Linked DNA regions of Mus musculus: region 2 is linked to region 1. Evidence: chromatin loops called from intact Hi-C (ENCODE). Cell type or tissue: heart. All regions are shown on one strand. Links, peaks and the distances in the headings refer to the core of each region. The heading gives the core; the rest is flanking DNA.

The links. Peaks named below come from ENCODE experiments on the same cell type or tissue, not always from the same donor. Only the 100,000 strongest peaks of a DNase experiment are listed, where the experiment ranks them.
Region 2: a loop joins it to region 1, with 7 times the contacts of the local background. A loop is called at or near these places in 1 of 42 quality-filtered maps.

Annotation. Positions count from the first base shown.
Region 1 is chrX:73,005,035-73,022,109 of GRCm38, reverse strand. Zfp185 (zinc finger protein 185) reads right to left here. Exons shown (of 19, transcript NM_009549.3): 13 at 9,482-9,670; 14 at 6,261-6,371; 15 at 5,335-5,415; 16 at 3,668-3,736; 17 at 1,140-1,242. Among named protein-coding and RNA genes, the nearest start is that of Mir2137, 21 kb to the right of the region's middle. In heart, for the core only: a CTCF peak has its summit at 13,786 (motif pointing left); a DNase peak (open chromatin) is centred at 13,809; H3K4me3 peaks cover 715 bases; H3K27ac peaks cover 581 bases.
Region 2 is chrX:73,944,402-73,952,401 of GRCm38, reverse strand. Hcfc1 (host cell factor C1) reads left to right here. Exons shown (of 26, transcript NM_008224.4): 13 at 10-229; 14 at 334-476; 15 at 610-748; 16 at 939-1,159; 17 at 1,701-3,204; 18 at 3,337-3,500; 19 at 4,116-4,560; 20 at 4,888-5,211; 21 at 5,352-5,467; 22 at 5,555-5,692; 23 at 6,093-6,278; 24 at 6,969-7,269; 25 at 7,693-7,756; 26 at 7,925-8,000. The coding sequence ends at 7,964. Among named protein-coding and RNA genes, the nearest start is that of Renbp, 18 kb to the right of the region's middle. In heart, for the core only: CTCF peaks have their summits at 3,565 (motif pointing right) and 5,664; a DNase peak (open chromatin) is centred at 3,561.

The sequences.
Region 1 (17,075 bases), core at 9,076-17,075:
ACTGGCTAAGAAAATGCTGCTGATGGAGAATTGTCACCAACAGATTTACTTGGATAAGGATCCTGCACGCTATACAATGAATACTGCAGGTATGTGCACTGGTGCAACCAAGAACATTACAATTGGATTTAAGGCCAGCTTCATGGAAGGGAATTCATATCCCATACATGCCCTATCAAAGGCAGTGGCTGGGGAGTGCATAGGCCCTACTATGGAACATACTGTTACTGATTTATTAAATAGACATTTGTTCATGGCTACAGATTGTGCTGCTGTTAATTTTCATCTGGAAGCTTCTTTTGCAGTGAGAGGTAGTTACTGTAGACTTCTAACGAGTTACACTGCCGACTCATAGAACTGTTGCTGAGGCATGGTAGCACAGTGCTTAGGTCTACGTGGGAGAAAATAATCATGCATTTGTACCACAACCTTCCAAGAGCCAGGAAACATCAAAAAAGATGGAGTAGACAAAAAGGTAGGATTCAGAGGGATGGATAAATTGCTGTGGAACTCTGTTGTCCTGGTAAGACATGGATGTCACATCTTAAAAATCATGGCATTTGTGATTAACTGTGTGAGATCTTTATAAGATTAGGCACAATAATGTTCGATTGTAGTACTCACAAAGAAGATTGTAGCTTCCATGAGGCATATTACTAAATGCAGGAGGCCTCACCACACCCAACTCTAAGAATATATAAGCAGCTCATGGTTGCTAAGGGGAGGGTACTACTTTTCTTTGGTGGTATAGCTATGTCATAAGTTACATATCCTGTAATTAACCCCAATTAAACTCATTGTTTCACCCAACTTGACTTGAGCGAAATAATTTCTTTTATCTGTTTTTGGTGCTGTATATGGGGTACAATGACATCTGTTCACATGTTCACATGTGCCCTAGGAAAATTTAATCCAGTATCCTCTCATTCTTGCCATCCTATTCATTCCCGTTAGACCCCATCCCCACCCCTTTTTGCCTCCATTTTGTTATTAGCCATGTGGAACTGTCACCACTCCTCTGCAACTCGCAGTGCTGATGAGCCTCTGAGATTGTTTGCAGCTGTGAACAGAAATCCAGTTTCTTCTACACTTTCACACTCTTTGACGTCATCATCAGAATACTCACACCTCTTTCTTACCTTAAAACAATACTCATGGCAGCAGATGCCAAGATGTTCAAGGGTAATCTTCGGACAATCTTGGATCTCATGGCTACAGTAAGTACAGACCCCTTCGGTTGGTCTAGGAGATGGAAACAAGGACCAAGCAGTCAGGCTGGTTCCCACACTTCTGATATGATGCAGCAGATCTTTCTAGGTTTGCCAGTATTCCCAGATTTCCAATGTGTTCTGTGTTCTATAACTGGGAGCATAACCTATGCCAAAGTGGTTTTTCAACTTGTCACTATTCTCCTAAACCAGTCTTGACAGCCTCTTCTACATGCCTGGGACCATGGAGCTCACCCTTTCTTCTAGTTACTATCAAGGCCACCCATGATTAGTTGGATTGTATAGCCTACTCAGAACTCATGCTAAAGTCCTAGAAGATACTTCTTGATCAGTTGTATCCTCCGTTCCAAGATTCCTTTTACTTTTGAGAATCATCTCTGCTTTTCCTCCCTTTTCTTTTCTTCCCCCAACAAGAACTGCCGAAGCAGATTCTATTCTCTGATCCTACAGGCTTAAATTAGGAGTTCTATCTTCCAGAGATGTAGACGTGATTCAACAGAAGCCATGGTGTCACTAGTAACCAGGACCTAGCACTGCCATGGGCACTGATGTTTTATCCCTTTGTGGTGGTTTGAATGAAAATGCCTCCTCAAAGGCCCATAAGGGCGTGACACTATTAGGAGGCTTTGTTGGAGGAACTATGTCACTCGGGGTGGGCTTTGAGGTCTCAGATACTTAAGCCATGCCCAGTATCTCACTCTTTTCCTGCTGCCTGTGGATCCAGATGTAACTCTCAGCTACCTCTCCAGTACCATGTCTGCCTGCATGATGCTGTGATTCCTGCCATGATGATAATGGGCTAACCTTCTGAATCATAAGCTATCCCCAATTAAATGTTTCCCTTTATAAGAGTTGCCATGTTCATAGTGTCTCTTCAGAGCTATGGAAACCCTAAGACACCTTGCCATCCTGCTGCTGGCTTATAGCTGACTCTCTGGATGTAAGAATTGTCTGAGAATCCTCTTCTCAGTGCATCCCTGTTTCTCCTATGTTCTTTGTGTACACTTGTGCACAAGTGACTGGGCTTGTCCTTGGAGAGAATCCCAGTCCTGTAACCAAGCCCAGTGACGAATCAGTAATGTAGATTCTAATATTGGAACAATGGAGAGACAGAGAACCATGGTATTTGATCTGTCATGCTACTGGAATATGATATATGTCATTTGCTCCTATATAATTGTAGAATTCTCAGGCACCTGAGCAGTCCATGGTTTTTTACAAAGCTTGAGTGTATCCTCCAGAGAGTCATGTGTTAGAGGCTTTGTCCTTACTATGGCAATATGACATGTGGTAAGACTTTTAAGACGCAGGGCCTAGCAAGAGGTAAATAAGTCATTGTAGGTGCTTCCTTCTTTGTATGTTTTGTTTTTGAGACAAGGTCTCACTGTGTAGCCCTAGGTGGCCTGAAACTTGCTATGTAGTCCAAGCTGGCCTCAAATTTACAGAGATCCACCTGCCTTTGCCTCCTGAGTCCCAGGAATAAAGGCATGTGCCACCATACCCAGCCTTGGGCATTTTGGTAAAGTAGCATATACAGACTATGAAATTATCTGATAACATGACTTACCAAGTGATCTGTGACTGTCCAGAATTCAGTAATCTGGCATAATGGAAGGGACATCTGTCACCTTGCCTATATAGAAGCTCCTGTACTCGTTTGTGTTGGGGTAAATGGAGCACACTGTTAAGATTTGCTTCATCTTAACTTTCTCCCCAGTCTACCTGTGGCTTCTGAGTGTAAAGCACAGTAAGTTAGATCTCATAATAAGTGAGAAGACATATGGCAGGGGCGAGATCTCTATAACCTGTTAGTACTCAAGCCCCAGGATTCATTTCTGGCTCTGCCAGTAACTAATTTCCTGTAACTTATTCCTTCTCCCCTTTTTTCCTCACTGTAACCTGGGTAGATTCACTCTCTGATGCAGATTCTTTTCTTTCCTATTCCAAGAATTTAAAAATAACCTTTTTTTGTCCTTAAAACCATCCTTTTATTGCTGACATCTAGCGATCAGTTCCATGGCTCTAGGACATTGTGCATTCTTAGTTCCGTCTTCTTGATAATAAAACAAACAAACAAACAAAAACATTTTTCTCTACATACCAATCTCTTGTGTAGTTGTTTCTTTCAACATCTATTCAGAAGTGCAAGTTAGTCAAATGAATCATTAGATTCGACTCTGAAGAGTCTATCTTACTGACAAGAGCCTCCTTAGGCTCTCTTTCAGGCCCTATTTTTCATCTTGGTTTGCAGGCTTCAGTTGCCGTATATGTGACATCCCGATTGGGGTAGTAACACCTTATGCAGTGTTCCACTATATGACAGAATTGCAAACAGATCAAAAGCCTCAAAGCAGCAGAGAAAGACCCATGTGGAGGTCTGCCTTAGGACTCTCTCACCTACATAACTGGAAGACCTCTGTTCAAGAAAGCAGACATACCTCTCAGAAGGAGTACCTTCATGTGGGGCTTTCTTTGCCAGATCCAATGAGTCTTCAATGCTGCTGGGACTGCAAGAAGTGTAATGGAGAAGAGGGCACAACATGGGCCACATCATTATCATAGTCATACATAGAAGACACTTTTCTCATTAGCCTTGTGGCCACACACAATTAGAGATATGACTACACTGACAGTCATCACCATTGTGATCAGAAATCACTTTTGGTACAAAAGCTTGTGCTAAGGAGGCACATTTTTCTTGGTGAGGAGTTCTTTCATGGAGAATGAAGAAGACACTCTGGTAAGATTCTTGAGACTTATGTACCAGTGGGACCCTCAGTTCCTTTGACCAGCAGAAAAAAAGTAGAGTCTTACTACATATATTTGTGTATGGACTACTATGGGAACTTTTAGGAGCCTATACACTGAAGAAATCAGAATCTAGATATACTGCCTACTTTTATGACAACTTGATATAAGCAAGAATCATTTGAGAGATGAGAGCACTTGGGGGAAATGTCTCCATAAGATCAGCCTATAGAAAAGGCTGTAGGGAAGTTTCTTAACTAGTGATTGACATGGGAAGGCCTAGCCGATTTTGAATGGGGCCACTCCTGGGCTGGTTGTCTTAGCTTCTTTAAGAAAGCAGGCTGAACAAGCCATAAAGAGCAAGCCAGAGAGCAGCATCCCCCCCACAGCCTCTGCATCAGCTCCAGTGCCGCCTGGGCTGCTGCATCAGCTCCTGCCTTCAGTTTCAGAAAGCTGAGAACAATGCAGAGGATGGAGGCCTGGCTTGTGAGGTGCCAGAGAGCAGTCACAGGATCACTTAAAGACTCTATGGAGGCCTGGTATATTTTAAGAATCTGTGGTATTGATGAGCTGGGACAGACTGATTGGCTGTGAATAACAAGGAGCAAGCAGCACTCAAATGAAACGTTTCCTATACTGGGATAATCAATGCTGGTTGGCTGGAACTGATAATTTAGTGGGGATCACCAGCATCACGGAGGTGAAACCCTTTGTGAAGTATGCCCTCAGCATTAGCACTCAGAAACTCTGCTCCAGAGGTGCCCAAGGCTCCACCCTGTCCTGGCAGCTGAACTTGGTAGTCAGCCAGGTGGCACTAGATTTCATGGCATGGACTGGTAAGTCTGGAGGGCTTTGGGGGCTTGGTAGCATGTGACAGGACTGGAGACCCTGAAGAGAGGCTGGGAGAGGCTATTATTGGTTAAAGTACAGTCCAGTTGCAGCAAGAGACCCCAGTTGGCTTAACAGCAATATGTCTGTGTGTCACCCCCTGGTCCATTGTGCTGGCTAGTTTTATATCAACTTGACACAAACTAGAGTGTGAGTGGGTGGAATAGTACTGAAAAGTCTCGGAAGTAACTTCTTGCATAGCATCAGAAAGCAAACAGGGGTTCAGTGGGTCCATCTAGCATGAAAGAACATGGGGGCTAGATTTTCTATCCACCTAACTAGAAAGACAATCTGAAAATCCATAAATCATGCATTAGTAGGCAGCATTGCAGTATGCTGTCACTTACTGGAAGATTACCCAGTAGGTACTGTCCACTAAGTCCTGCTTGAGGTAGCAGGATGTAGGAACGAAGGCAGTACTGGGCCTAGTACAGGCTATGACAACAGATCAGCTGAAACCTGTTCTTACCTGTCACAGTGTGAAGACACTGGCTTCCCAGAAGACACTTCACTGGTATTCATGTACTCCTTCACGAAGAGAATCCCTTTGCTGTAGAAGGAGCACAGCAAAATAGCAATGTGTACTAGAAGATTCTAGAGGACTGGGCCTGGCCCACAGAGGAGAGTCAGTGCCCCTAGCCCGGCGTGAAGGAAATGCAGAAGCTCAATGAAGGCGTAGGGTAGAGGGGCAAGTGGGCTCCACAAGCCAGGCTGCAGGGGAAGCTGCAGACAGATGGCAGGCTGCTGATGCCATTGTACATGGACACTCATGCCTTCCCTGAAGCGGTCACCTGCTACACTTCCAACTCCATTATCAATCGGGTTCCAGGGGCCTACATTAACCTTAATCTATGTTTTGGAAAGCCTCTGCAAGCGTTAGAAACAAGGTTTGCTTCAGGCTGGCTCAGTGTAGCCCCACCCTTGACCCTCATTTCCATGTCCCAGCCCCCTGGCCTAATCAGCAGAGATCTTACACATACTGCTCACTCAGCGGAGTCCTTGAATTGCATCCCTTCTTGTAGGCTAAGGGTATTCAACAGTACAGGGAAAGCAGTGAAAGAGGGGTGGAGAGATCAGCCTGGCCTCCATGGCTTTCATACAGAGGGCAAAACCTCCCATTGGTTGTATCTGCTAGCTTTGTATGTTCCACGTCTTGTTGAGCTGAGAAGGAAAGCATGTTACAGTCCTGCCAATAGGCTTGGAGAATGTAAAATTTATACTTGAGGGACTAAGGACTATATTCTATCTGTGCATTTGCTACTGGGATGCTAGGAGCTGGAAAAGACATAAAAGAGAAAACAGCAGAGAAGGAAAGTGGTATCCTTTACTTGCAAGGAGATTATAAGGAAACCCCATGCTAAAGGACACCAAGACTTGCTAAATGGCCCTTCTTACATAGTTGAGCTGGAGTCCACCTTGCTTGAGACACCAGGAACACACAATTGAGATTGTTCAGAGGTGTCAGAGATGGTAACAGTGACCATGCAGCTTGAAGGGCTCATCAGCCTGAAAGAAACGAAAAAAGAGTAAGCATGTCTCTACTTCTTGATTCAAATAGAACTTTCTGCCCTAACCCCAAAGTTTGCAACTTCAAGACCTTTAAAAGCATGCCAGTGTTTTGGGAACAGTCGGTGCAAATCCCTTATCATTGCTCTTGAATGACTCATGCGTGAGACTGCCATTTTCCAATTTTTACTCTGAATTCTGGACTGCAGGCTAGGGTATTGGTGTTGGTAACTTGCCCGTCAGGTTACTGGGACTGTGGCAGCCAGGGTGGAGGAGCAGGGAAAAACAGTCTAGTTTGCTAGTTAAGAAATCAGACAAAACAATCTTTTTGTAGGACTAACTTCCTCACCCAATATCAAAGTCTGGAGAACTGCAGGCCATGGGCGGAGAGTAGATTATTGAGGAGGCAGTCACCCTGGCTGCGACACATGGCCCTGATCCAGGATGCTGACCCCCCTCCCTAGGTAGCTCACAAGTACAAAGACTGGAGTTTGGATCCCCAGAATATACATAAAAATCTAGGCAATGCAGCAGCCACTTATAACCCCAGCACTGCAGAGGTAGGCCCCGTGAAAGGATCCCCGGGGCAAGCTGGCTAGCTTAGTAGCAGAAATTAGCAAGCTCCAGGTTCAACAAGAGACCTGGTCTCAATAAAAATAAAATTATCAGATACCTGATGCCAATTTTGACCTACATACACGCACCAATACCCACCATGCACCTATACACGCATAAATGTACACATAGCGCACATATACCCACCCAAAACATTATTAAGGTGGAGACTGATAAAAATACCTGACCCTATCCTCTGGTCTCCACATACTCATACACATACATGGGTAAGCATGTCTCATACACATCACAGACACACAGATACACACACACAGACAGACAGACAGAGAGAGAGAGAGAGAGAGAGAGAGAGAACAGCAGCACTGAAGAGATAAAATTAAAAAAGAAAAAGAAGACCCCCAGACCTGCAATGTAGGTAGCAAGAGGCCTCCAGAGTTCTTCATACCCAGCGGGAAGGAAACATCCCAAGTTCTTCCCAATGATCTCCTCTCCCTGAGCTACAAAAGCCCACTTTCTGTTCCCCGGTTCCCCTTACTCCATTCCTGTCAACCTCAGGGTCCATCTTATGGGCCCTTCCTGGTTCCTTGTTTTTGTGTGGTCTTTCTTTCCAGCTGCTGCAGATCTTCCTCGTCAATAACACTTTGCCTGCGTCCCTCTATGTCATATTACAAGATAATTTTTCTTGGCTTATTACAAACAGAAAAACAGTGTGCGGAGTCTGCTGGTGAACAGTACGCTCTCTGGGCTCCAACTGTATCCTCATTCCTGCTAAGACTCTTGGAACTGAGATATGGAAAGGCAGAGGTGAGAACAAGACAGTGGCAGAAGAAGCCAGGAAGCCCAAGAAAGAAAGGAGTACTGGAGTGAAAACTTAAGGCTTCTTTAAAAAGTCAGTTATGTTGGAAGGTGTTTAGTTGGGGCAAACAAGGGAAGGAGTATTTTTTTTTTAATAGACACAGGTTAAAGACTAAGACAGAGGGTATGGGGGACTTTTGGGATAGCATTGGAAATGTAATTGAGGAAAATACGTAATAAATAAATAAATAAATAAATAAAGACTAAGACAGACTCGTAAGGGAATGTTTAGCTGAAGCAGACATAAGAGAAAGGCTGCTTTGGTAACCATATGCACGTATTGGTCTGTCTTACATTGTGTACTGGAGCTCTATTTGTTGGGAGAGAGAAACATAGTAAGAAGCTTTTGGTGGTGTGTTAGTTTTTTGTCACTTTTGTGTATTGGGTTGCTTGACAAAATGATGTCAACTGAGACAGACACATGTGCAAGACTGGTGCAGGACACGTGATGTTTAGAGGGCATATAAAAACAACTTAACAGACAGTGACAGAGTAAGTAAACTTGGCTTGTTTATACAACTAGTTGGATAACATTTGTTGGTCTTGTGTCTTGGTTCATTTTCGTTTTGTTGATAGAGACATAGTTGAGAAGTTTTCCTGGCATCTCTTTGGGTATCTCTTGACTTGAGCAGAGGCTGAGGCCTCGCTGTCTCTGTTCATTTGTGTTTCTTATTTCAACTCTATCAAATTAAACTGTTGGTCTATCTATAAAGTGTTTGTGAATGGACTGAACTATCATTATTAACCTATGAATTAAATTGTTGATTTTTAGACAATATAGACAAGAGTTGTTTTAAAGAACTTTTAAAAATAAATCTATTATTTTCAATATCCTTTCTTTCCCACTACCTCTGGTGGATGGTGGGCTAAAAGAGAGGCTAAAGTATTTAAAAACCATCATTAGAGTAAGCCGTAAAAAATGAAAGTTACAGAGTACGGAGGATTGCTGATTTAATCCTAGCCTCTAATGGATTTTATTTATAAATAAAAATTGACAGAATAGAACGGAGAACAATCATACTATAATTTGAGAAAATATTATATAAGCATCCTTGGTGTGAACAGGCCCTGCACTTCTGAGGCTAGGAGTCAGAAGGCTCACACGGTGGGAGGCCTGAGTTGCTCTCAGAAGAGTGGAAGGGGAAACACTATTTCCTACTGCTTTACCCCCTGGTCTTTTGGACTCTCACAGAAAACGTATGACCCTTGTTTCCTCAAACTCCTGCTGTTAGCCTATTTCAGTTGCCACACACGCCTAGGTCAGCACCACAGAGGTCAATTATTGACTCACTGGTGCCTTCTCTGGCCATCCTGGTAGTAGTAACAGTGAAAGAACTCATCCAACTGGCAGCTTTAGTGATGGCAATACTATAATAACCTCATTCATAGCAGGCTCTACTTTTCTCAGACCTTACAACCCCATGAATAGGGTTGTAAAACACCCCATATCCGTAACTCCAACCCACATCAGTTTTCCCACTTCAACTGGTTGGTGGATAACATGGTGCTCTCATTCAAATGACTCCAAGAGACCACCTGCACTCAAATCCTTCTGCTTTTTAGCCTCTCATAGCTGCGAAGAGAAATAGGCTTGTGCTGTAAGTGCCGTAAGTGTTTTTCCTAGATCGTGGCCCCTGACAGCTGCGACGGGGCAGTAAGAAGGTAGTGTGGGCTCTTACATGTTAGTACAGTCCTCGGCTTTGATTTGCTGCTCGGCTCCACTGGGGCTACCCTGTGGCTCTAGGATGCTGAGATCTGCAAGTTGCTGAGAAGCCACAGTTGGGTCACTTTGTCCATCTTGTAGGGTGCCAGGTATTTCCTTGATGATCTTGGGGGCTGCATTGTTCTCCTCACAAGAATCTGGAGTGCTGAGAAAGAATGAATATTGTATATCATATACAGAGAAGAGCAGAGGCTTGACCCTTGCTGACCTCTGGAATCTGAATGTTACTTCCCAAGGGCACTGGGAGACCCATCTCAAGAGGCAAGCAGCCCCCCAATTCCCAGAAAGCAAGCAGTTTTGAAAGTGTCCTAAGTTAAACCACCAACAATTGAGAAGATAAAGAAAATTGGAGAGTTGGGGTCAGGAGGTCTTGCACAAGCTCATGGCTTATGCCAAGCATGTTCCTGGTTTAGAGAAAGAGTTATGTTCCTTCTTCATGCACCAGTCCCTCAGGGATGTATCTATGCACTGGCTTCCAGACTGCTCTTATACCCTCCTCTCACTTGTCATCTATAAACTGACAACCCTCAGGTCTCTAGTCAGTGGTCAGATCTTAACTCAACTCTAACCTAGTGGGCTTCTTGTCACCTAGGTCTCCTACAGGCGCTTCAGAGTCAACATGGCCCAATGACCTTAATATTGTCACATCTGCACAGCATCTCCTCTAACTTCCTCATCCTCAGCTAGTTCCTTTCAACATCCAGCCTGTCACCCCAAACAGAAATATGGAAGCATCCCTGGGTACTACTTTTCCATCACTATTGTCTTTAGTTAAAGTCAGCAACCCTTGCAGCCTTATCAGGTCACTCTCAGTCTGAGCCGCAGGTTCGGTACAAGCCACCTGCCTCGTGCTGCTGTGCACCTCCCTGGCCTGACAGTCCTGCAACTCCTCTTGAACTCCTCTCCTAATTGAAAAGCATCGCTGGTCCTTCAGCTCTTCAGAATATAGTTTGCAGTCACCAGCTCATGAGTAAGTGACTGCTTAGTTTCCTTTCAGGGCTTCCTGGCAAGGGCACCAATTAGCTTTTCTTTCCTATAGTCACTCTAAATTTACACTCACTGTGATGGTTTGTATATGCTCAGCCCAGGGAGTGGCACTAGTAGGAGCTGTGGCCTTGTTGGAGTAGGTGTGTCACTGTGGGTGTGCGCTTTAAGACCCTCATCCTAGCTGCCTGGAAGTCAGTCTTCCACTATCAACCTTCAAATGAAGATGTAGAATTCTCAGTTCCTCTTGCACTGTGCCTGCCTGGATGCTGCCATGCTCCCACCTTGATGATAATGGGCTGAACTTCTGAACCTGTAAGCCAGCCCCAATTAAATGCTGTCCTTATAAGAGTTGCCTTGGTCATGGTGCCTGTTCACAGCAGTAAAACCCTAAGACACTCACCATATACCTCTCTTTGACGGGTCTCTGGTTTCCTCAATCTGCAATGCCTTCATTAGCATGTCGTTTGGGGGAAATCTTCCTTAGCCTTCAAACCTAAGTTCAACCTCACTCCCCCAAACACCACAGAACTTTCTCCTGCATCCGTAGGCTGTTCTTGTAAAAATTTATTTTAAAATGTTTTTGTTGTGTCTCTTATTGTACCTGGTACACTGTGTTATGTTACATAAGGACAATTTAAAACAAGCATTTTGTACACTGAACATATTTCCCCCATATACCTTGACTCTCATTTTACACACACCTCCAACTAATTCCCTTTGTTCCCCTAGATATTTCCATTTCTAATTTTATGTCATTGATTTTATGTACCCTTTAAAATCTCCGAACCACAAATGAGAGCGGAGGTTTGAAAATCTGCCCATACTTCACAGTTACCTTTCGTTACAGTCACAGTATCCATCATTCCCGTGCAGACACACACACACACACACACACACACACACACACACACAAACTGTCTTCACTCTCTCTTTTGCTTTCTTAAGCGTGGTCCTTCCTTGTCTTTTTCATTCCATTTCTCTCTTCCCCACAGTCCGTGTCACTCATGCTCCCTGTCATACTTTGACACCACCACTGGATAAAGAAAAGTAGTCCTCAGCAAACCTAGCAGCTTACCATGTACGCTCTGGGAAACAGACTTGCCTCTTGCCTCATGCACCAAGAAACATGCAGACTTCTTATGTTGATCACAGTCCCATTCCAACATCTCAAACCCGAGAAAGCAGTCAACACCGCCCCAGGACCAGGGTATCAACATTCTGAGCACATTCAGAGAACCCAGGCAGTGGCCTGGAGTAAGAAAAACAAGCTACCGCACTGACATAAACAGCTCGAGCTACATCTGAGGCCATCGAGGAGGGTATGTCTTCCTCAGTTTGTCTGCAATGTCCTCTCAAAGGTGGGGGCCACAGGAAAGACAGTAGAAGGTGTTGCACTCATCTCTCATCACTACTCCTGTCTCTTTATTTTATCATCTTAGAACCTCCCTGCAGTGCTCTGGGAACTCCTGAGGTAAGGACAGAATAAAAACCCATTATCAGTGACTACCATCCCTGGGAGGCTCTAAGCTGGCAGAACAAAAAGAATGTGCGATGGCCATGCTTTTCAGGGACTAGGTTGTAAAACTAATTGAAGTTTTCAGCCTCAGGTAAGAGGATACTAAACTCCTCTGCTGGTTCCAGCTCTGCCAGGAAGTAGTGCTGAGTAAACAGAGGCAAGGTTCTTCAGAAAGAGCCGCTCGGAGGCAGGGCAATATGGGGAAACCCTGGGCCTTGAAGCAGGGCAACTGCAGTTTCAGCTGTAACCTTTATAGGTCATGAAAAAGATATTGGTCAAACCCTCACAGGATGCCTTTCTGTGCACTATAACATCCTGAAGGGAGTATCTTAATTTCTTGCCACTCGGCCTCAGCTACTGCTAAACTGGAGTGGGGAGAGAGAAGGAGGCCCATAGGATGTGATATCTGTTGAATTCTCTGAAGCCTTCACAGACTCTGGTAGCTTAAGGCAACCACTGCCAATTTTTGACCTAACTACATACTGCACAAGAAGACAATGCCACTTTCTACGCAATGTAATCTGCTGCCTGACCACAGTTGCCAGCACTGAGTACATGTCTAACACTCACCTTCGTGTGTCAAATACAAACTAGAAAAAATCCACACTTGCAACACAACAAAGAAGAAAACAATCTAAGTCTTAGATTTAACATGTGATACCAAAACTTTGAAGGAAAAAGGTAAGACGGTGTGCTATCAAATGACTGAATAAACAACAAAAAAAAAAATTGGCAGAACTTTATCTATCTTGAAGGTTTTATAAAGGTAGCATTTGATTACTGAGGCTATGGAGCACTCACAAAAAGGGACCTATCATGACTGCCCTCCGAAGGACCCAACAAGCAGCTGAGTCAGATGCAGATATTTGCACCCAACCAATGGACAGAAGCAGCTGTCCCCTGTTGTTGAATTAGGGAAGGCTGAAAGAAGCTGAGGAGAAGAGCGATCCTGTAGGAGGACCAGCAAGTCTCAATTAATCTGGACCTCCAAGATCTCTCAGACACTGGACCACCAAACAGGCAACATACACCAGCTGATATGAGGCCCCCAACACACATACAGCAGAGAACTTCCAGGTCTGTGTTCATTCAGAGATGATGCACCTAACCCTCAAGAGACTGGAGGCCCCAGGGAGTTTAGAGCTCAGGTGGGGTGGGGTAGAGACATCCACGTGGAGACAGAGTGGGGTGGGGAGGAGGTATGGGATATGGAGCAGTTGGAGGGTGGATGGGGGGAGCAGGGAATGGAACATGGAGTGTAAAAAATAAATTAAAAGTAAAATAAAATAAAATAAAATAAAGAATAAATGTAGCATTTGATAATATTTTGTACACACTCCTCAGTGTCCTGCATGCTTTACATATGTAAACCCATTTAACTCTTTGAACTGTCTATGGTGGAAACTATTTCCATTATTGTTCATGTAAGAGCTGAGTGATCCAAGGGTCCCATAAAGTTACCTTGGGCTTAAATTCAAGCTCAAGAATCCCTGCATTTAGTCCACTTTGCACAATCAAATGAACACTGGGTAAAGCTCCTAAGGCTTCTGACATTTACATTAACTTTGTCACCTGGGTCTGTCCTCAAGCCCATCAACCACTGTTTATCAAAGGAAAGGGGACTATCCTTGGGTTTGGTCACTCCTAAGTAGGCTACTGTAGTCAACCGCCCTCTGACATTACTAGTAGGGGGATGGGTAACGGGAGTGCACTGGCGCAACAGGGACCATTTGTGATCCTCCAGCGCCATCTCGTGGCTGGAGCTAGCACTGCCTCAGGAGGAGCCCCTTAGAAGCTGGTCTCTGGAGCAGCCATTTTGTACTCTCCTTTCATAGCGGGCACCTCAGCCTGAGCTAGCGGCTGCAGGAAATGGCCGCGCGAGTAGGTGTATTCTTACCCTGGAGCTGGCTAGCTTACTCATGCGCATGCGCCCCCTCCCCCCTTCCCTCCCCGCCCCCCCCCCGCAGGAGCGATCCAAATCTGCCTGCGCAACAGAAATCTGCTGCAGTCACGGGTGCATGCGTCCGTATTCGTGGTGCCTGTCTGCGGCAGTCTGACTAGATCTATGCTGACACACTCCTCAGTGTGTGTGTGTTCCCCCAAGTGAACATAAGTTGCTAGAGCAAGGCTTGTCAATATTAATATTAACGTTTTTGTCTGGATAATAATACTGTGTGTGTTGAGAATGAGGCACTAATATCACCTGTCACTATAGGTCGTTTAGCAGCATCCATGATTTTTAGCCTTTAGAAGCCACCCTCGGTTGTGGCAACCCAAAAAATCTTCGGTTACTACTGTATGACGCAAGAGGGTAGGGGTGGGCAGGACAAACCTCTGATTGAGAGCTGCCATCTCCAGTGTATACTGGAGAAGAGAGGAAATTGAAATGCTTAAGAAAAACGCTGGAGACATACCTTCAGGAAATTAAACAAAAATCTCAAGAACTCTTGTTATTAATATTTCCCCAGATGAAGGGCTAGAAAGATGGTTCAGCAGTTAAGAGCAGTGTGTACTCTTTAGAAATCTTAAGTTTTATTACAAGCACCCACATACAGCTAGAAACAATCTCTAACTCTAGTCTCCGAGGATCCACTGTCCTCTCTCTACTGGCCACCACTGACGTGGCAAATGGGTGGTGTGCAAAAACATACATGTGCAGGCAAAACACTTATACATATAATTTTTTTAATTTAAATGGGAAAAAAAACAATCCAAACATAGCCAGTTATTAAACAGTGTCATCAGAAATGTTTGCTTTGATTTTTCAAACGGGTAAATATTAGAGCAATGTTACTATCTGGGCCTGAGCTCTGCAGTAGGGCAGATTTAGAGTTTATTCCTATTTGCTCATCACATGTGTGGACCCAAGTTTTCTCCTCTATCAAATTGCACAATCAGAAATCTTTCTTGGCTTGGGGAATAACACCAGATTAAGTACACCAGCTGGAAGGAGACATTAGCCTTCAAACACATTTCATCAACTAGCTTGCTCAAGTTTCTCAGAAGGTTTCTCCTTGAGGCTGTTCATTAGCTCTCAGCTACCACGGGTATGGTTTTGGATAAATCACTTAACCTGTTTGTTTCCCCATTTACCCATCTCACAGGGTTATTGAGGCAACTGTAAAGTACATAAAAACAACATACTGTAGCTATCATCAGCTATTATTTTCCTCAGTTCTAATCGTTAGTAAAATTTAAAAGAAAAAAAAAGGTGCATAACAAGGCCTGTAGCTTACAGATCCATTTTCCACACCACCTCCCAGCATATGATTTAATGTAAAAGGTGACTGTAGTGTGGTGTTAAAATTCAAATACCTATTCATCTTTAAGTCTATAAACCACAGCCGTTCTTCTTTGGATTAAAACCTGATAAAATTTCATTATATGGAACACGGCCCTGATCCAGTCTCCTCACTCATTAGTCTTCAACTACTCTATGCTTTGGAACATGTTAAATCCTAGGTCCTGATAAGAGATCCTGTCTCACAAAACACGATGTATGGTGCCTAAGGAATGACACTAGAAGTTGATCTCTGGTCTTGACACACATGCGCATACACAAACACACAGACACACATAAACACACACACACACACACACAGGAGCATACCCATGTGAACATACACACAGACATGCATACACATGTACACCCACATATACATACAAAATCAAACTTCAAACTAGTATAAGTGAGATAACTGTAACAGACTGCACTAAATCCTACAAATCTAGAAAGATACTTCATGTTATTTTGCAAATGAGTTTAAGGTTTAGCTTCATGTAAAACAAATGGAAGGATGATGCCAATGAACAGTCCAAAAGAAAGCCACCAGAGCCAGACTAGATCAGATGTCTTCTACAATAGCCAATAGCACTCTGAAACAGTTTGCAGCACTGTGGTACAGGAGAAAGAAAAGGCTGGATAGGGAGTCCCCACTGCCATGCAGAACTATAGGAGCTAGAGACAGGGGTTTCGGCTTAATTTCAAGGAAGTAGAGAGCCATTGAGAAGTTGAAAGAGGGGGATAAACACATTGTGGTTTATTTGGGAAAGATCTTTCTGATGCCTGCAAAGATAGCAAAAAGTTACATTAGTAGCAACTCAAAGAACCGAGTCCCTGGCCTAATGGCCTTTCCCAGACCTCTTCAAAACAGAGATTACCGAGGTGGGGCCTACTTTATCTGTCTCCAGGCACCCGCTGCAACTAGGTAGATTAGTGAGAAAATGAACCTGCTGCTGGGAGAACCAGCTGGGAAAGCACCTAGAAAAGTGTCCTCAAGGGATGGATCCACGTGGGGTGGACTTCAGGAGGTCATGAGGATGGGCTGGCCCTTCAGCAGTTTCAGCTCTCTTCAGACCAACAATAATAATAATAAAAAAAGTGACAGTTCTACCAATTCCAACATGGTTCCAAACTAAAACAGAGGCATCCCTGGAGACAAAGGCTACTTATGCAGATGAGTATGTGGGGAAGGCAGACTTTGTAAGAAGGCAGAGATTCCTCTATTATTAGGTCATTCATTAGTCTGTTATTGTTTTTTGTTTTTCTGCCTTCCCCACACATTCATTGTACCCGAGGCCATTCCTTGCTGAGGGATGGGCCTATAGCTATGAGTTAGGGACTTGGATTTGTTCTGCAGGAATTGGAGAGTCAATGATGGGGGTTCAGTAGTGGCTAAGTCTGGAGAAGAAGAAAATCCAACAAGAAGTAAAACATGCATGGGCAAAGGATGTGGTACTGGTAATGGCGGTGGGAAGCACTGGCATCTCACCTTTTTTTTTTTTTCCTGCACCAATGCCTGTTTCAGCACGTTCATTAGGCTGTGACCTCGTGTAATTTAGATGACTTGGGAGCAGAAATCTTTGCCTCTCTAAATTATTGTGATCAGAGCCAATCCAAGTTCCAGTGGACTCTAGGCAAACATTGCTATTCAGATTTAACAGCTTTCAAACAAGAATGGAAACAAAAGGTGAAAACTCAGAGGGAGGTAGCCACATTGATGGTCAATGGTCACTAGAGCAAGACACGAGGAATTCTGGGCTGCTA
Region 2 (8,000 bases), core at 1-8,000, 940 kb before region 1:
CCTTTTTAGACCAAAGGACCCCTGCCAGCGGGGACTATCCTGAAGCTGGTGACATCAGCAGATGGCAAGCCCACAACCATCATTACCACCACACAGGCTAGTGGGGCAGGGACCAAGCCCACTATCCTGGGCATCAGTAGTGTTTCTCCCAGCACCACCAAACCTGGCACAACTACCATTATTAAGACCATTCCTATGTCGGCCATTATCACCCAGGCAGGTGCCACAGGTAAACAGGCAGCTTTCAAAAGGCCTTTGCTGGTTTGCTGGTGAGTATAAATCAAAAAGATAAGTCCTCACAGCTTATTTTCTCTGAATCCTTCCCCAATGCAGGTGTTACCAGCAGTCCTGGCATTAAGTCCCCAATTACAATTATCACCACCAAAGTGATGACTTCAGGAACAGGAGCGCCTGCTAAAATCATCACTGCTGTCCCCAAGATTGCTACTGGCCATGGGCAACAAGGAGTGACCCAGGTGAGGCACACATGACCCCTCTTCACTTCAGTCTAGCATAGACCACATGTGTCATCCTAACAGGTCTGAGAGGGGCAGCACAGTCCATTCAGCCTGAAAGTGACATTGGTGGCACTTTGCTCTGCTGTTCCAGGTGGTGCTAAAGGGGGCCCCTGGACAACCAGGCACCATCCTCCGTACTGTGCCTATGGGCGGCGTTCGCCTGGTCACCCCTGTCACCGTCTCTGCTGTCAAGCCAGCTGTCACCACATTGGTTGTGAAGGGTACCACAGGTGTGTAGCCTGCAGGCCAGGTCCTCAGCAATGGCTGGGGGAGGATAACAGGTCCTCTCTCCAGAGCCTTCTGTCCTTGGTGGCTACATGGCAGGGCTCCCATTCCCTAGCCCTCGAGAGAGAGACAGGCTGCTAGATAGAAAGTGGTAGCAATAGGCCTCATTCTGCCTTTGCCTTTCCCTCCATTTAGGTGTTACAACGCTAGGCACAGTGACAGGCACTGTCTCCACCAGCCTGGCCGGAGCTGGGGCACATAGCACCAGTGCTTCCCTGGCTACACCTATCACTACCTTGGGCACTATTGCTACGCTCTCAAGCCAGGTGATCAACCCTACTGCTATCACAGTGTCAGCTGCACAGACTACACTAACAGCTGCTGGTGGGCTTACCACACCCACAATCACAATGCAGGTAAGTGGGTCCTAAGGGTGTACCACCATACACAGCAGCACTCCCACATGAAAGTAGGGGGCATTTTAGCCTTTCTCCCCTTTCCAGATTCAGTTCTATAGACCTATATAATTATGACAGCTTTTCTGCACATGGTGTGATCTCTGTCTCAGTCTTTCCTGGTGACACATTTGAGCTATGTCCAGTTTGCAGACACTAGGATCTCATAATGTACATACAGTATTTGTTCTCTTGTCATCTTTTCTTCTTAACTGGACAAGAAGTGGTAAGGGAACTTATTTTACTGGCCTTTGTACACTGTCTGGAAAAAGGCTTGACTATCGTACAACTCCTCCTGCCCCAGCTCTGCCTCATTGTCCCTTCATCCTCGGCTCTAAGTAAGTCATTGTTTTGAGATCACGGGCCAAACTTTTCTTAGATTTGCCTTGGATAGTTAACAGAGTTGGTGGTCCCAGTCAACATGGGCGAGCATAGGATAGTAGGAGAGGTAAATGCAAAATCACATAGTCCAGGCACTAACTCCTCTGTTCTCTTTCCCCAGCCTGTCTCCCAGCCTACCCAGGTCACTCTGATTACAGCACCCAGTGGGGTTGAAGCACAGCCTGTACATGACCTTCCTGTATCCATTTTGGCCTCACCTACTACAGAGCAGCCCACAGCAACAGTCACCATCGCTGACTCAGGCCAGGGTGATGTGCAGCCCGGCACTGTGACACTGGTGTGTTCCAACCCACCCTGTGAAACCCATGAAACAGGCACCACCAACACAGCTACCACCACTGTTGTGGCTAACCTTGGGGGACATCCTCAACCTACCCAGGTGCAGTTTGTTTGTGACAGACAGGAGACAGCTGCTTCACTTGTGACCTCAGCTGTAGGACAACAGAATGGTAATGTGGTCCGTGTCTGTTCAAACCCCCCCTGTGAGACCCATGAGACGGGCACTACCAACACTGCCACAACAGCCACCTCCAACATGGCTGGGCAGCATGGCTGCTCGAACCCCCCCTGTGAGACTCATGAGACAGGCACCACCAGCACTGCCACTACAGCAATGTCCAGCATGGGCACTGGGCAGCAGCGAGACACTCGTCGTACCACTAACACCCCCACTGTAGTGCGGATCACTGTGGCTCCTGGGGCATTGGAGAGAGTCCAGGGTACCGTGAAGCCTCAGTGCCAAACCCAGCAGACCAACATGACCACCACCACCATGACTGTGCAGGCCACTGGAGCTCCATGCTCAGCTGGCCCCCTGCTTAGGCCAAGTGTGGCACTGGAGTCTGGGAGCCACAGCCCTGCCTTTGTGCAACTAGCCCTTCCAAGTGTCAGAGTTGGGCTAAGTGGCCCCAGCAGCAAGGACATGCCCACAGGGCGCCAACCAGAGACATATCATACTTACACAACTAATACCCCAACCACAACCCGCTCTATCATGGTTGCTGGGGAGCTTGGTGCAGCTCGGGTGGTCCCCACATCTACATATGAGAGCCTCCAGGCAAGCTCTCCTAGCAGCACCATGACTATGACAGCCCTAGAGGCACTGCTGTGCCCTTCGGCTACTGTCACCCAAGTCTGCTCCAACCCGCCATGTGAGACCCATGAGACGGGTACCACCAACACCGCCACTACCTCCAATGCGGGCAGTGCTCAGCGAGTATGCTCCAACCCGCCTTGTGAGACTCATGAGACGGGCACCACACACACAGCTACCACTGCCACATCAAATGGAGGTGCAGGCCAGCCTGAGGGTGGACAACAGCCTGCCAGTGGCCATCCCTGCGAGACACACCAGACCACTTCCACTGGCACCACTATGTCAGTCAGTGTGGGTACCCTGATTCCTGATGCTACTTCCTCTCATGGAACCCTGGAGTCGGGCTTAGAGGTGGTAGCAGTGCCCACTGTCACCTCCCAGGCTGGTTCCACATTGCTGGCCTCTTTCCCAACACAGAGGGTATGCTCCAACCCTCCTTGCGAGACCCACGAGACAGGTACCACGCACACAGCCACCACTGTCACCTCTAACATGAGCTCAAACCAAGGTAAGTAGAAGTGTCCGGTAGAGGAGGTACAGATAGTCTATTTTTGCGCGGGGGGGGGGGGGTGAATCCTAGGAAACCTGTGGTGGTAAAAGCAAAGAGAGTCAACTGATCTCCCCTTTGACACACCCACAGACCCTCCACCAGCTGCCAGTGACCAAGGAGAGGTGGCAAGCACCCAAGGTGACAGCACAAATATCACCAGTGCCAGTGCTATCACTACAAGTGTGTCTTCTACATTGCCACGAGCAGTGACCACTGTGACACAGTCTACACCAGTCCCTGGTCCCTCTGTGCCGGTAAGCCTCACCCCAAAGGATCCTTTCTGTGGCCTTTTGCCCACTTTCATCTGTGCTGTCCATAAATGGACACTAGATGTCGCCCTTGTTCCAGAATGGTATTGTTCCTTGGTTGTTCTTCTAGACCATAAAAGGGCAATCTTGGTGCCTGGGAGGCAGGAGGCAAACAGTCCCTTAGAGGAGCGTTGGTACTTTATCTCCACTGTTGGTTTCCTTCTTTGCTGTTCCCCATCATTTGTCTCTACAGTGAAGTCTTCTGGGCATGAGTGGAAACTTGACCCAGGGGCTTTCCTCTTGTCACACCCTTGCTGATGCTTCTTGACTCACATTCCTCATTTACATTTACCCAAGATAAATGTTGTGGGTGATACCATAGGCCTACAGGGACAAAACAAAGGCTATCTTGTTTTTCTGCCCCACTGCCTGGTTCTAGCCTTTGTCTCCTCCCCTCTCCCTCTGACGGGGGCTTCTCTCCCTTTCTAGAACATCTCATCATTGACTGAGACTACCCCAGGGGCTCTGAATTCCGAAGTCCCCATCCCAGCCACGATAACAGTGACCATAGCCAACACAGAAACTTCTGACATGCCCTTCTCTGCTGTTGACATCCTGCAGCCCCCAGAGGAACTCCAGGTCTCACCAGGGCCTCGCCAGCAGCTGCCTCCACGGCAACTCCTGCAGTCTGCCTCCACACCCCTGATGGGGGAGTCTACTGAGGTCCTGTCAGCCTCCCAGACCCCTGAGCTCCAGGCCGCCGTGGATCTGAGCAGCACTGGGGACCCATCTTCAGGCCAGGAGCCTACCACCTCTGCTGTCGTGGCCACTGTGGTGGTCCAACCACCCCCACCCACACAGTCTGAAGTAGACCAGTTATCACTTCCCCAAGAGCTGATGGCTGAAGCCCAGGCGGGCACCACAACCCTTATGGTAACAGGGCTCACTCCAGAGGAGCTGGCAGTGACTGCTGCTGCTGAAGCAGCTGCTCAAGCTGCAGCCACTGAAGAAGCCCAAGCCTTGGCCATCCAGGCTGTGCTCCAGGCCGCACAGCAGGCTGTCATGGGTAGGTATCAGCTGGCAGATTTGAGGGATAGGCCCCTTAGGATGAGTGACAGACAGCCTTACAGAGAGGGCTAAGGCACCATTTGGGGGCTACTTGAGATCTGCTTCCTGTGAGGGTGTACAATGTAACTCAAGAGAGTCAAGAGAGGCTTATGTAGAACGAGTAGTCCAGGGAGGAGACATGGGACCTAGTGGTGAGGGGTATAATAAGGTGTGGGCAGGATAAAAATGCTTAGGGAAACGAAATCTCGGGGACGCCATTGCTGCCCATTGGGCTAGGCACACTTGTGTTCCTTTTTGAATAGTAGTTTTCTTGGTCCTGGAGCAGGCACTGGGGAGCCCATGGATACATCTGAAGCAGCAGCAGCAGTGACACAAGCAGAACTGGGTCACCTTTCAGCTGAAGGCCAAGAGGGTCAGGCTACCACCATACCCATTGTGTTGACACAGCAGGAGCTTGCAGCCCTGGTGCAGCAGCAGCAGCAGCTCCAGGAGGCTCAAGCTCAAGCCCAGCAACAGCACCATCTTCCCACTGAGGCTCTGGCCCCAGCTGACAGTCTCAATGACCCATCCATCGAGAGCAACTGCCTCAACGAGTTAGCTAGTGCTGTCCCAAGCACCGTGGCTTTGCTACCCTCAACAGCTACCGAGAGTAAGCTGGGCTGCTTTTTGGCAGGGGTAAATCATTAATAGAGTTGAACGGATGGGAGGTGAACACAGTGTAACAAAGTGGCGTGGAGGTTCTGCCTCAAAACAGTACCTTCTCCCAGCTGATACTTTGTTTCTTTCCAGGCCTGGCTCCATCTAACACATTTGTGGCTCCCCAGCCTGTTGTAGCTAGTCCAGCAAAGATGCAGGCTGCAGCTACCCTTACTGAAGTGGCCAATGGCATTGAGTCCCTGGGTGTGGTGAGTCTGGGTCACTGGCCCTAGGAGATAGGGCAGCACTGCCTTTGGGCCACAAGGGCTTGATATTATCTCATTTCTGTTCCCCAGAAACCGGACTTGCCACCCCCACCCAGCAAAGCCCCTGTGAAAAAGGAGAACCAGTGGTTTGATGTGGGGGTCATTAAGGGTACCAGTGTAATGGTGACACACTATTTTCTGCCACCAGATGATGCTGTTCAGTCAGATGTAAGTATTGCCCAGTAACTGGTACCCTTGGATAGTGGGGTGGAACCTGCTGTGCCTGTGAGAGTTTGTCATAAAAACAAACTTTAGTTTCCCTGCCTTGTGAGAGGAGCTCACAGAACTCCATCTTTGCCACTTGAAAAGTTAGGAAGTACAAGTAAGAAAGTCAAACTGATCCTTTTCTAACAGCACCAAGCCCCAGTTAACCTTACCATGTCCCTAGGGCCTCGCTATAAAAGAGACAGCCATGACTGAACTTTCTTTTGGTCCCATGTTACTCTAGGACATTGGCCATCCTAGACAAGCACTCTAGAACTGAACTGCCCCCTCGTCCAGAGTATTCTTTGTGACTGTAGGCCTCAAGCCATTTTCTTCTTTACTAATTTTCCACCTCTTGCCTTAGGATGACTCAGGCACGGTCCCAGACTATAACCAGCTAAAGAAGCAGGAGCTACAGCCAGGCACGGCTTACAAATTTCGAGTTGCTGGAATCAATGCTTGTGGCCGGGGACCCTTCAGTGAGATCTCAGCCTTTAAGACTTGTCTGCCTGGGTTCCCAGGGGCTCCTTGTGCTATTAAAATCAGCAAGGTGAGACTTTCTATGGGCCATCTTTCTGTTTTCTGTTGGTCTGCTGTCTGCTCTAGGGTGGTACATATGAACAGAGCCAGGAGGTGACTGGACCAGGAGTATACCAGATAAGCTCAAGTAGCCTACATTCACCCTTAATAAACAAGATACATGCCAGGTGCTCCGTTGGTAAATGTTTTTGTCTAATCCTGAAGGTCCCAAGGAGACCTGGGTCTTGTTAGTCTATTTTCAGATGCAGAAACTGAGGCACCAAGAAGCTAAGTGACAAGTTATGGATTAGATGATGGGTTGGGGAGGGTGTTATAAAGGCTCTTTAAAGTCCTTTAATATTTGATGTGGGGTATCTGGGTTGTTTTGGGTTTTTTAAAATTTTTTATTACATTTGTATTTAGTTGGGGGGTGCATAGCTGTGACACGGTGCTCATTTGAAGGTCAGAGGAGGTCATGTGGGTCTTGGAAATTGAACTCAGTCATCAGGCTTGGTAGCAGGCATGTTTACCATACTGTTGAGCCATCTCACCGAACCCTGGAATAGCTGTTGGATTGGGGGAGGTTTTTTTTTTTTTTTTTAGGGATTATTAGCAGTTCTAATAAGCGTCTAGCCCTCTTGCTCTTGAGTACAGGCAGGGTGGGCTGTGAAGCCACAGTGGCTGAAGAAGACAAGGCTTGACTTTATGTCCTGGGTTCTAGAGCCCAGATGGTGCTCACCTCACCTGGGAGCCACCGTCTGTGACCTCCGGCAAGATCATCGAGTACTCTGTGTACCTGGCCATCCAGAGCTCACAGGCCAGTGGTGAGCCAAAGAGCTCCACCCCAGCCCAGCTGGCCTTCATGCGAGTGTACTGTGGGCCTAGCCCTTCCTGCCTAGTGCAGTCCTCCAGCCTCTCCAACGCCCACATTGACTATACTACAAAGCCTGCCATCATCTTCCGCATTGCTGCCCGCAATGAAAAGGGCTACGGCCCTGCCACACAAGTGAGGTGGTTGCAAGGTAAGTGTTCACAAGCCTTTTGGGGCAATTTTTAGGGAAGGTATGGGAAAGCACTGAGTGGAACAAAGATACACCTAGCTAGACTAGGGATGCTTCAGACATTGGATGAGAGCATATAGGGTATTATAGAGGATGCTCTTGTGTTCTAGGGGTGCACAGAAGATACTCTAGGATGTCTAAAAGTAAAGGTTAGGAGGAGGGGCTTGAAGAAAGCAAAAGCTGTTAGGCTCAAGAACAACATGTCCTAAAGCCCTTAAAATGGGTAGCTGAGGCTAGGTCCCGGAAGGTATCTGTCTCAGGAGGGATATTGAGAGGCAGGAACTGAACCCGAAGGATGGCATGGGCAGTCAAGACTGTGAAAAGTGGGGTACACCCAAGTGCTTCTGCCTTTTGCCTGGCTGCTCACCATCCCATTCCTTTCAGAAACTAGTAAAGACAGCTCTGGCACCAAGCCGGCCAGCAAGCGGCCCATGTCGTCTCCAGAAATGTAAGTAATCTCTTTGAGGAATCTTTTGTGGGGAGTACTTAAGAGTGGAAGTAAGCTCCGTTTCTCATCAGCTGCTTGGGATTATATCTACACAAGGTCCTGAGTTGGTGTTTTTGTGATGCTCTTGGGACCCTCTATAATTATTTCTTCTCTTTTCTCTTATATAAGGAAATCTGCTCCAAAGAAGTCTAAGGCTGATGGTCAGTGAGGAAGCTGGCCAGCAACTGGATCCTCCAGACCCCTC